Regions from separate parts of the Homo sapiens genome. Here all the other regions are linked to region 1. Evidence: chromatin contacts called from ENCODE Hi-C or POLR2A ChIA-PET data. All regions are on one chromosome and are shown on one strand. Each heading gives the region's core, a stretch centred on a gene start or an enhancer-like site at or near the end of the contact. The rest is flanking DNA. Distances are from core to core; before and after follow the strand shown. Region 1 has its middle 60 kb from the start of LINC02513. Region 2 holds the start of TLR1 (toll like receptor 1). Region 3 overlaps LOC105374413 (a long non-coding RNA gene).

Evidence for each region. Hi-C counts contacts between places; a loop is a spot of excess contacts on that map. ChIA-PET counts read pairs that join two places held with the same protein, here RNA polymerase II (POLR2A). Pooled maps may share reads with other maps.
Region 2: a loop to region 1 is called in a map with no recorded cell type, with 27 times the contacts of the local background. The contact joins the promoter of TLR1 here to the enhancer-like site in region 1. A Hi-C loop is called at or near these places in 2 of 168 maps with a recorded cell type or tissue (B cell and CD4-positive, alpha-beta memory T cell), 19 of 37 single-sample maps with no recorded cell type and 12 of 50 pooled maps. POLR2A ChIA-PET finds 5 or more read pairs at or near these places in 2 of 52 experiments (activated CD4-positive, alpha-beta T cell and activated naive CD4-positive, alpha-beta T cell).
Region 3: a loop to region 1 is called in a pooled map, with 7 times the contacts of the local background. The contact joins two enhancer-like sites. A Hi-C loop is called at or near these places in 1 of 168 maps with a recorded cell type or tissue (B cell), 3 of 37 single-sample maps with no recorded cell type and 14 of 50 pooled maps. POLR2A ChIA-PET finds 5 or more read pairs at or near these places in 1 of 52 experiments (GM12878).

What each region holds. Positions count from the first base shown.
Region 1 is chr4:38,304,779-38,308,104 of GRCh38, forward strand. No RefSeq gene overlaps it. Among named protein-coding and RNA genes, the nearest start is that of LINC02513, 60 kb to the right of the region's middle. RefSeq lists an enhancer at 3,319-3,326. Within about 2 kb of position 1,798, at least 3 of the 41 ENCODE cell types and tissues checked have a DNase peak (open chromatin) inside an H3K27ac peak, as active enhancers do; they include B cell and GM12878, where a contact is called at or near this core.
Region 2 is chr4:38,803,008-38,806,333 of GRCh38, forward strand. It overlaps TLR1 (toll like receptor 1), which reads right to left and starts at 1,784. Exons shown (of 4, transcript NM_003263.4): 1 at 1,747-1,784; 2 at 1,299-1,375. RefSeq lists enhancers at 984-1,033, 1,270-1,439, 1,306-1,475, 1,383-1,552, 1,487-1,656 and 1 more.
Region 3 is chr4:38,751,454-38,754,779 of GRCh38, forward strand. It overlaps LOC105374413 (a long non-coding RNA gene), which reads left to right. Exons shown (of 6, transcript XR_925231.2): 6 at 1-1,598. Among named protein-coding and RNA genes, the nearest start is that of TLR10, 30 kb to the right of the region's middle. Within about 2 kb of position 1,663, at least 25 of the 41 ENCODE cell types and tissues checked have a DNase peak (open chromatin) inside an H3K27ac peak, as active enhancers do; they include GM12878, where a contact is called at or near this core.

The DNA of each region.
Region 1 (3,326 bases), core at 548-3,047:
GTAAATACACCAATCAGCACTCTGTGTCTAGCTCAAGGTTTGTAAACACACCAATCAGCACCCTGTGTCTAGCTCAAAGTTTGTAAACGCACCCATCAGTGCTCTGTGTCTAGCTAATCCAGTGGGGACTTGGAGAACTTTTGTGTCTAGCTCAGGGATTGTAAATGCACCAATCAGTACCCTGTCAAAACAGACCAATCAGCTCTCTGTAAAATGGACCAATCAGCAGGATGTGGGTAGGCCCAGATAAGAGAATAAAAGCAGGCTGCCCAAGCCAGCAGTGGCAACCCACTCGGGTCCCCTTCCACACTGTGGAAGCTTTGTTCTTTCGCTCTTTGCAATAAATCTTGCTGCTGTTCACTCTTTGGGTCCGCATTGCCTTTATGAGCTGTAACACTCACTGCGAAGGTCTGCAGCTTCACTCCTGAGGCCAGTGAGACCAGGAACCCACCGGGAGGAATGAACAACTCTGGACGGGAGGAATGAACAACTCCAGAGGTGCTGCCTTAAGCGCTGTAACACTCACTGCGAAGGTCTGCAGCTTCACTCCTGAAGCCAGCAAGACCACAAACCCACCAGAAGGAAGAAACTCCGAACATGTCCGAACATCAGAATGAACAAACTCTGGACACACCATCTTTAAGAACTGTAACACTCACCGCGAGGGTCCATGGCTTCATTCTTGAAGTCAGTGAGACCAAGAACCCACCAATTCCGGACGCAAATGTACTAGTATGAGGGACATCATTACATTTAAGGAGCCTGGGAACACGGTTCTCAGGCTTTCGGTTTGGTTGTTCTGCACAATTTTTTTTTTTTTTTTGAGACAGAGTCTCACTCTGTCACCCAGGCTGGAGTGCAGTGGCACGATCTTGGCTCACTGCAAGCTCTGCCTCCCAGGTTCACACCATTCTCCTGCCTCAGCCTCCCAAGTAGCTGGGACTACAGGCACCTGACACCGCACTCAGCTAATCTGGTTTTTGTATTTTTATTAGAGATGGGGTTTCACCGTGTTAGCCAGGTTGGTCTTGATCTCCTGACCTCATGATCCACCCGCCTCGGCCTCCCAAAGTGCTGGGATTACAGGCGTGAGCCACCACCCCTGGCCTCTTCTGCACAATTTTTTAAGTGGGGGGACTCTTTTGAAAGGACTTCAGGCTGAGACTTCTGAAAGCATGTAGTGAAGGGCTGAGGGACAAGACCAGAAGGTGGGGCCTAGCCAAGGCTTTGTACTCGCATTCTTACACTCTCCTGCCATTGTCCCTGTGATGAAATGAGCTTCATACATATAGTTTGCTTGAAAATACACCTCATGGGCCAGGTGCAGTGGCTCATGCCTGTAATACCAACACTCAAGCCTTTGGAAGGCTGAGGCAGGTGGATCACTTTGAGGTCAGGAGTTCGAGACCAGCCTGGGCAACATGGTGAAACCCTGTCTCTACTAAAAACACAAAAATTAGCCAGACATGGTGGCACATTCCTATAATCCCAGCTACTTGGGAGTCTGAGGCAGGAGAATCGCTGGAACCCAGGAGGTGGAGGTTGCAGCGAGCCGAGATCACACCACTGCATTCCAGCCTGGGCGACAGAGTGAGACTCCATCTCAAAAAATGTTAAAAAGAAAAGAAAAAACACCCCATGAAGTGTCCTATGATCAAATTTCTGAGACAGAGGAGAGATATGGCATGCTCCATTGTGATTAAAAAAAACGTGGCTTGTAACCTTGGCTTCTCCATCTGTCAAGTGATGACAATCAATGCAGCAATAACTGCACACCTCTCTCACTTCCTCTCTCTTGATCAAGGAAGACTGTGAGAATTAAGAGTTGATCAGAAAGCAAAGTAACAATGATATGTTACAGAGGAGTGAGCTTGCAATGAGATCTGTGAAATTTGGCAAAGCACAGGAAGTGTCCAATTCAGCTAGATTGGATTGGTGCTAAGGCAGTTTGAGCTTGAGGTTGTCCAGAATCCTTTCTGCTAACGAATGCCAACTACAAGGGGAATCCCTGCCTCACCGTTTGCATATAGATTTAGGAGGAAATGCAGATTTGCTCATTTGGTTTCTGTGCAATTTTAGAGTCAAAATGAAACTAGAATGTGAATATTAGAGTATGTGAACCTTCTTAGTATAAAGCTGGATTCCCCTCTGACTTCTGTAGCATTTAGGAAATTGTGCCTTATAATAGCAGCAATCAATAATACATTGTCCTTTCATCAAGTAACAACAATGACTGCTGATGCTCAGATCCTAGTGTTCTGTAGAATCTAGCAACCCATTGTTTGGATACAAGGGTGCATGAATTAACAATATTCACTGCTCATTTTCTTTGTGTTTGCATTCTAGTCTTCTGGAAATGGATTTACTAAAAAAATACTTTCCAAAAAATGAAGTGTTGATTTTTTTTCTTTGTCAGGTAAGAGCCATAATACATGTTCATCATTTTTAAAAAATTGGAATAGGGCCGGGTGCAGTGGCTCGCGCCTGTAATCTCAGCTCTCTGGGAGGCCTGGGCAACATGGAGAGACTGTCTCTACAAAAAATTTAGAAATCAAGTGGGTGTTGTGGCAGGCACCTGTAGTCCCAGCTACTTGGGAGGCTGAGGCAGGAGGATCTCTTGAGCCCAGGAGTTTGAGGTTGCAATGAGCCATGATTGCATCACTGCACTCCAGCCTCGGTGACAGAGAAAGACCCTGCCAGAAAAAAAAAAAAAAAAAAGATGAGAAGGAAGACTATGCAACCCAAACACAATCATTGTTGACTTGTATACAATAGAGTCCCTTAACTCATCTCCACTTAAGGAAACCACTAGATTAATGGATACAACCTCTATTCTATCTGCAAAGTCCTCAGTAGGCTCAAGATGTGACACTGGCATTCTCACAGTGCATCTAAACACATCTCCCACCAGTTGCATGGTCTACTTACCAGGAGTCAGTTTTGTTTGTTCCCAGATGTGTTTATAAAGTTTGCAGTGAAAAAAATATGTAATTAGGAATTATGTAAATGGATGAAAATATAGCAAAGAACATTCTCCCCACCATCACCAAATGCTGTCAGATTAGGTATGGACATGCAACTATAAAAGATTGAGAACAAATCATTAAAATCTAGAAGATTTGTCCTCAGATTGCTTCAAGAGTATCTTTAAGTTCTTGCTACATTCTAAAGAAACTAGAAAATTGTAGTTGATGCATTAAGGATGTGAGACTGAATTGTTAGGTATGAAATACAAAATGAGCGAAGATGCTCCCAAAAACAAAATAACGAAACAAAAATAAAAACCCAACAACAATAAAACTGTAAATCCATGCAATGTTTAATAT
Region 2 (3,326 bases), core at 534-3,033, 500 kb after region 1:
GACACAGCTCGGCTTGCTTGTACCCAGAGAGAGAAAGAGTTAAGCTGCTGACCCTGAGGGCAAGGGAGAGCCGGACGCACAGTTGTGTGTGGAAGCTGCCGAACTAAGCAGCCAGGACAAGGCGGACAGTCTGAGAGAACTACTGTAAGTAAGCTGCTAATGAGAGCTGTTGCTGAATAAAATCACCTTTCACCTGCCTACGGCCCCCTGAGTGTTCTTTCAGCTATCTGCTCATCCACCCCCTCCCCTCAGACCTCAGTATGGGCTGGAACCTGGCCCTGGGCGTGACACTCTCTCTCTTACTCTAAAACTTGCCTCGGTCTCTCACTCTGCCTTATGCCCCTCACACAAATTCTTTCCACTGAGGAGGCAAGAATTAAGTTTCTACGACCCATATGGATTCACCACTGCTAACGCAAGCATTTAATGAAAGCATAGCTTCAGTTTTATGTCGAGCTAAATTAATTGACTCAAATATCTTCTATTTGCCTAACCTCCATCTTGCCCTTTCATTTAAAGTCATTAATTTTAAGTACTCAGTTTATGAAACCATTCTTATTTCTATAATTAAGAAATCAAAATGTTATACACAGGAATAACTGATTTTTAATACTTCCAGGATCTTTGAATTTTATATACCAAACTTGCTAAATCCATGAAAATCAATGTCTCAGTTTCCTAGACCAAAGAATTTTTTGATCAACGTCTTAATGACCATGACTGAGCCTCATCTATTTTAGAACCTTTAAACTCTTTTACTATCCAAAAAATAAGCTGAGCAGAAAAGGATGCTTTAATTTGAAAGTGTAAAATGCCTCTAGGTGAGCTTCTGTGAATTTTCATTATTATGATAGGTTTAGCCTCACATTATATGATACAATGAATCAATACATTTAATTTGTCTTCTTTTGGAGACTTTGGAGGCATCAAATCAAGGCTTTGACTGGTCTTAATGGACAATACCCATACAATCTATCTGGCCCATTAAGTTTAGTCCTGTAAATATTTACTAAGGGCCTTCTCTGCACAAGACCAAATAGCTATTAACCAAAGGTTAAAAGAATCTGAGACAGTTCAAGAACTGTTCTGCTTTGCTTTCTATGCGGTTTTGTGAACTCTTGCTTTGTTATAAAACAAATTCACTTTCAAGTCTTTTGACCAAATTGGATGTAGCCTGGGAAACATTTTCAAAACCTGCAATTCTACCTCACGTCTAGCTCCCCAGAACAGTGTTAGTGGCCTGAGAAACAGAAGGACTAGCTAGTGGGAAGGCCCCAGAGAGAAAAACTGAAACAAACCTGGCCACAAAAACAGAAGAGCTGAACAGCAGCATTGCCTCCGGGAGTAACTGACTTATATCTCATTTTCTTTAACACTGAGAAGAGAATACAAATGGCGGGATTAGGTGAAGAGAAATGCTGTCAAAATCAACAACTAGCAGCTGCTCTGGAAGAAAACCAGAAGACGTGTGTGACCCAAATATTCATTTCCCAACTCAAAAATATTTCCTATAAGCAAATCACACACGAGGTGTTATTCCCAGAGGAGTGTGGGGACTTTCTCTGATTTAGGACTCAGAACTGATACACAAATGCCAGTACAAACTACACAGTAACTATATACATATCAGAAATATAACCCACTTAGAAAAACACCCAGGACTTACACAGATTTTTGAGACTTCTGTACTTAATAACTAGCTATACAATTATTTTCTTTTACAAAAGAAAAGAATGTGTTGCTTACCAAGACAACCTGCTTGTCTGTTCCATTTGGCAGTCTGTAAGAAATTCAAGCACTTCCTTGAATTTATTTCACTGTTAACCACATTTGGTGTTGAAAACAAAACAAAACAAAAAGGCTGTTTTATGCCACCTACCGAATTCCACTGGAATTACATTACATAGTTAAGAATAAACTTATTTTCTCTTATTCATATGTAGCATAGTCTGTGGGTTACCTGATAGGCCTGTATTAAAATAGAATCACGTTTCTATGGTTCCAAATTTCACTACAGTCAGTTTACTATTGTCTACACTGATGAAGTAAATGAGGTAATGTTAATAATCCACAGATCATAATTGGCTGAATTCAAAATGCTTACCGTGGTGGCTATGCTTGGCAGAAGTGTGCGTCTGGGTGTGTTTCGGCTGCTTTGTTTTTCCTCTTGCCTTTTCATCCATCCACTATTAAAAGTGGAAAGAGGGAGGGGTCGAGATTAAAGTTTTGCTGAAGCACACTCGTAAAGAGGGAAGATCATTCATGTGCTGGTTACAGGATGGATGTTAATCACGTCTTTTTTGACAAGTTGATTTTCAGAGAAAATTTGGTGCTGAATTTTTTTCCACTGATCTTTTCAAGCTTTCTTCAAAACATATTTTTGTAAACCCTAAGTGAAAAATATGCTAAGAAGAAAAGAGATTCTTAGCGTGTTTTTCACATAGGGTTTATAAAAATCCTGGGGTTTGTTGACAGCATGTTCAAGGAAGACATTCTGATAGCTCTACTCTTGCCTTTTCCAGTAATGACAACAACAAAATAACAACACAATAAATGGGCAAATAAAGCTATGGGATTCCAGCTGACTGCCTCTGAAGTTGATCTCAGCCTGCATGGTGTCCAGTCAAAACCGGATGTGGGGATGACAAAACTGCCTCCCTTCCTTCCCTCCACGGTTCTCTCCCGTAATCAGCTTTTCTACCACACAGCGAGCAAGGCCAACTTCCCTAAACTAAGAATGCTGAGATTCTTTTCGACTTATAATGTTCTGACTGTCTCTCTCTGTTTCCCCTTACCTCAGAATTTGTTTAATAGAGGAAATATGTTATGTCTACAGATATTTTCTGAAACTGAAAGAATGAAACCACCCACCTGCCATTTCCTCCCTGAGACCCATAACTGGACAGGAGGGAGGTGTCTTTGACTAAGAATTTAGTTCCTGGCTCCCAAAGGCATTGACTTTGTGAATCCAGGCTGAGGGAGCAATGCCCAGGGGAGGGAAGTGGGCAGGGCAGTAAGGGAAGCTTCTCAGCACTCTGAATTCCTGTTTTTCCCCACAGACTCATCCCCACTACTCCCAGTTGTGTACATGATTACAAGTGTGTGTGTCTCTGCCCACCCCTAGCCCATACCTGGGCATTTCTTTTTGGATTCAGGGCAGTAAAAATATGCTGTCAATTAGATGTAATCTGTAGTTAGTTGTGTTTTTTTTTAACAAAACCTTATTGATATATAATTCACAAACCATAAAAAATTTCACCTTCCATAAAAAATTTCACAAACGATAAAAAATACACCCGTTTAAAGTGTATAATTCAGGCCGGGCA
Region 3 (3,326 bases), core at 413-2,912, 450 kb after region 1:
CAAGGAGACAAGCAGAGGAATGTCAAAATGCTGCGGCAGAAAGAGAGAAGAGGAGGAATGTCTCAACACTAAGAGTTTAGCCCGGGGCGGTTCAGCTGCCGGAAGGCCAAACTCCAGGAGAAGCCCATCTTCCTACTCCGTCCTCCCTTCAGGTTCTCCATCCATCCTGCTGAGAGCCACCTCCGCCATTCAGTAAGACCCCCACATTTATCCTTCAAGTGCATGTGTGACCCAGTTCTTCCAGGATGCTGGACAAGAGCTTGGGATACATAAAGCTGTCACACTGGCCCTCTGCCCTTGCTCGCTAACACTCAAGCCATTCGCAGACGGCTAAAAGAGCACATTGTAACACGTGCCCACTTGGACTCCTGCACCTGCCCATCTGCATGCTTTCCATCCTGTAAGGGGTTTGAGTGGTGTCAGCAATCTAACAGACAAGCCACACCCTTGTTTCACGTCCTGTGAGAGGGGTCAGGGAACTCTTCTGTTTCATCATTACCCAACTTTGGAACTCAAGAAAGGACTCACAGGGAAATTCTTGCAGAATCTCGTGGAAAATCTCACATGTATTTGTGAAAATACAATGTGGATCTGTGAGATCCCACTTCAACACAGGCCACGGGGCCACCTTCTGCACCCACATGGGTTGTTTTAAGTCTTCCTTAGTCTCCTTGAGAATAACATGATGCTATGATGTTGGCAGGAATCTTCCACACCTTCCAAAACATGACAATATGGGTCAAGCCCGTGCAGAGACTGTGGCTCCTGCTTTGGGAGTCACCTGGAATTGTTGAGAGATTAGCAAATCCCAGAACCAGGTTTGTTAGAATTAACTGCTCAACCAGATTGTATTGAAAATGGTCTGAAGTCAAAGACGACAGACGCAAACGGGCTAAATTGCTCAGTTAATTCTTCCATTTCTCTTCCTCCTAGTTGTTCTAGCTTCAGGGAGGACTCAGGAGAGTACTGTTTGAAAACCACTGATCTAGTTTACACTTTCATTTTACAGAGAGGAAACTGAGAGCCACAGAGATTCAAGTGACTCATCCAAGATGACCCAAACCCTGGGGTTTGTTATTGTTTTTCACACTATGCAAAGCACTAAAAAACATTCGTTTGAAACAGGTGAACAAAAGTCTAATTTGTAGTGAGGTCTAGGGGAATGACTGTCCAGTCAATTCCTCAATTCATGAAGGAGCATTTGGGACGCCACAGAGGAACATACACAGGTATCCCTCCTCCTACCCGACACCATTCAGGAAGAGCGGTTACCCCTCCAATGCACTGAAGCAGATTCATTTCCCTCAGGACTGTGGGAGGCGACTGAGGCTGAGTGAATGATACAGCCTTTTAATTTGTTTTTAATTGTCGTGTCCTGGTAACCCTTCCAAAGACCCTTCACGGAGAGTAGTTTTATTTTTCCACTTATTAACCGCATTCACTAGACTGGAAAAAGAATTCCCTATCTCCCAAGAACTCTCCCTTTCATTCTTGTAATTCCTTTTTTTTTTTTTTTTTTTTTAGCACCAGGAAAGTAATGTGTGTAAAACTAGAGCCAAGTATATTGTGGTTTCAAATACAAGCCTGTTTGGAGCAGAAGCCCGTGGGATTGCTGCGTTTCAGCCTCAGGGGATGGCCCGCTGATGGCCTCGGCCTGTGAAAGGGAGGGGCTTGAATGGCCCTTTGATTCAGCCCAAATCTGGGGGTGGAGGGTGGGGAAGGGGCAGGCCTGTTATTTGACACTTTCTGTTGGGCTTGGCCCAGGCCTCACTCCTTATGCAGGCCTCCCTGGAGCCTGCAAGCCCTCTCTGAGGACGCACTGACTTAGCAAGCGCTGAAATGCATAACATTCCTTGCTGCTTAGGAAGTAGACCAGCGATCCCCAGGGCTCGCGAATTCCCTGCGCTTTGAGAATGGTGCTCTTTATAACGTTCCCCATCCAAACACACACACAGACACGCTACACACACATACCCCAAACATACACACACACGCGCACACACACTCCACACACACCCAAACATACACGTACACACACACTCCACACACACACACCCCAATATACATACACATGCACACAATAGACACACACCCAAACATGCACACACACTCCACACACACACACCCAAATAAACACACACATGCGCAAACTACACACACATTACACACACACCCATACACACACATCCAAAAATACACACACACAAACTACACACATACTACACACACACACAAACATACACACACGTGCACACACACGCTCCACACACACATCCCAACATACACTCTACACACACGCCACACACACCCCATACACACAGGCACACAATCCACACATACACTCCACATACACAAACCCAAAACATACATACTCTACACACACACCACACACATCGCAAACAACCACACTCTACACACACACAAACATAGACACACCCGCACGCACACTACACACACGAGCCAAACATACATACTCACACACATTCTATACCACGGAACAACCACGCTCTATACACACACTATACACACACTTTATACACATACCCCAAAACACACTCTCCACACACCTACACACACCCCCAAACATACACACACTCCACACACACCTATACACATACTCTACACACATGCACTCCACAGACACAGACTCCCAAATATAAATATACACACACACCCATACACATACATGCACACACACTACACACACCCCAAACATACATACTCCACACACACATTCTACACACACACTCCCCACACACGCTTCATACACACACACTCCACACACACACACCCCATACACACACACTCTACACACACACTCCACACACAAACCTCCCGAAACATACACATATACACACACTCAATATGCACTCACACCTCCCACACACTATACACACACCCCACACACACCCAAACATACATATACACACACTCCATAACACACACACTCACACACACATATCTACACACACACCCCAAACATATACACACACCATGTTACACACTCCACACACTCCGCAAACACACACACACAGAACCTAAACATTCACATCCACACACACACTCCCAAACAACATCCACACACACACTACACACAAAAACACATTCACACATACAAATCACACACACATACACACAATACATGCATACACCCTCCCACACCCCATACATACACCCTCCACACACTCTCTACACACACACACACTCCACATACCTCACACATACACACCCCATACATACACACTCTGCACACACACACACACACATCCTACACACTTTACTATGGCATTAACCATTTGTGTGTTTGCTAGCTGATTTTAAGGTAT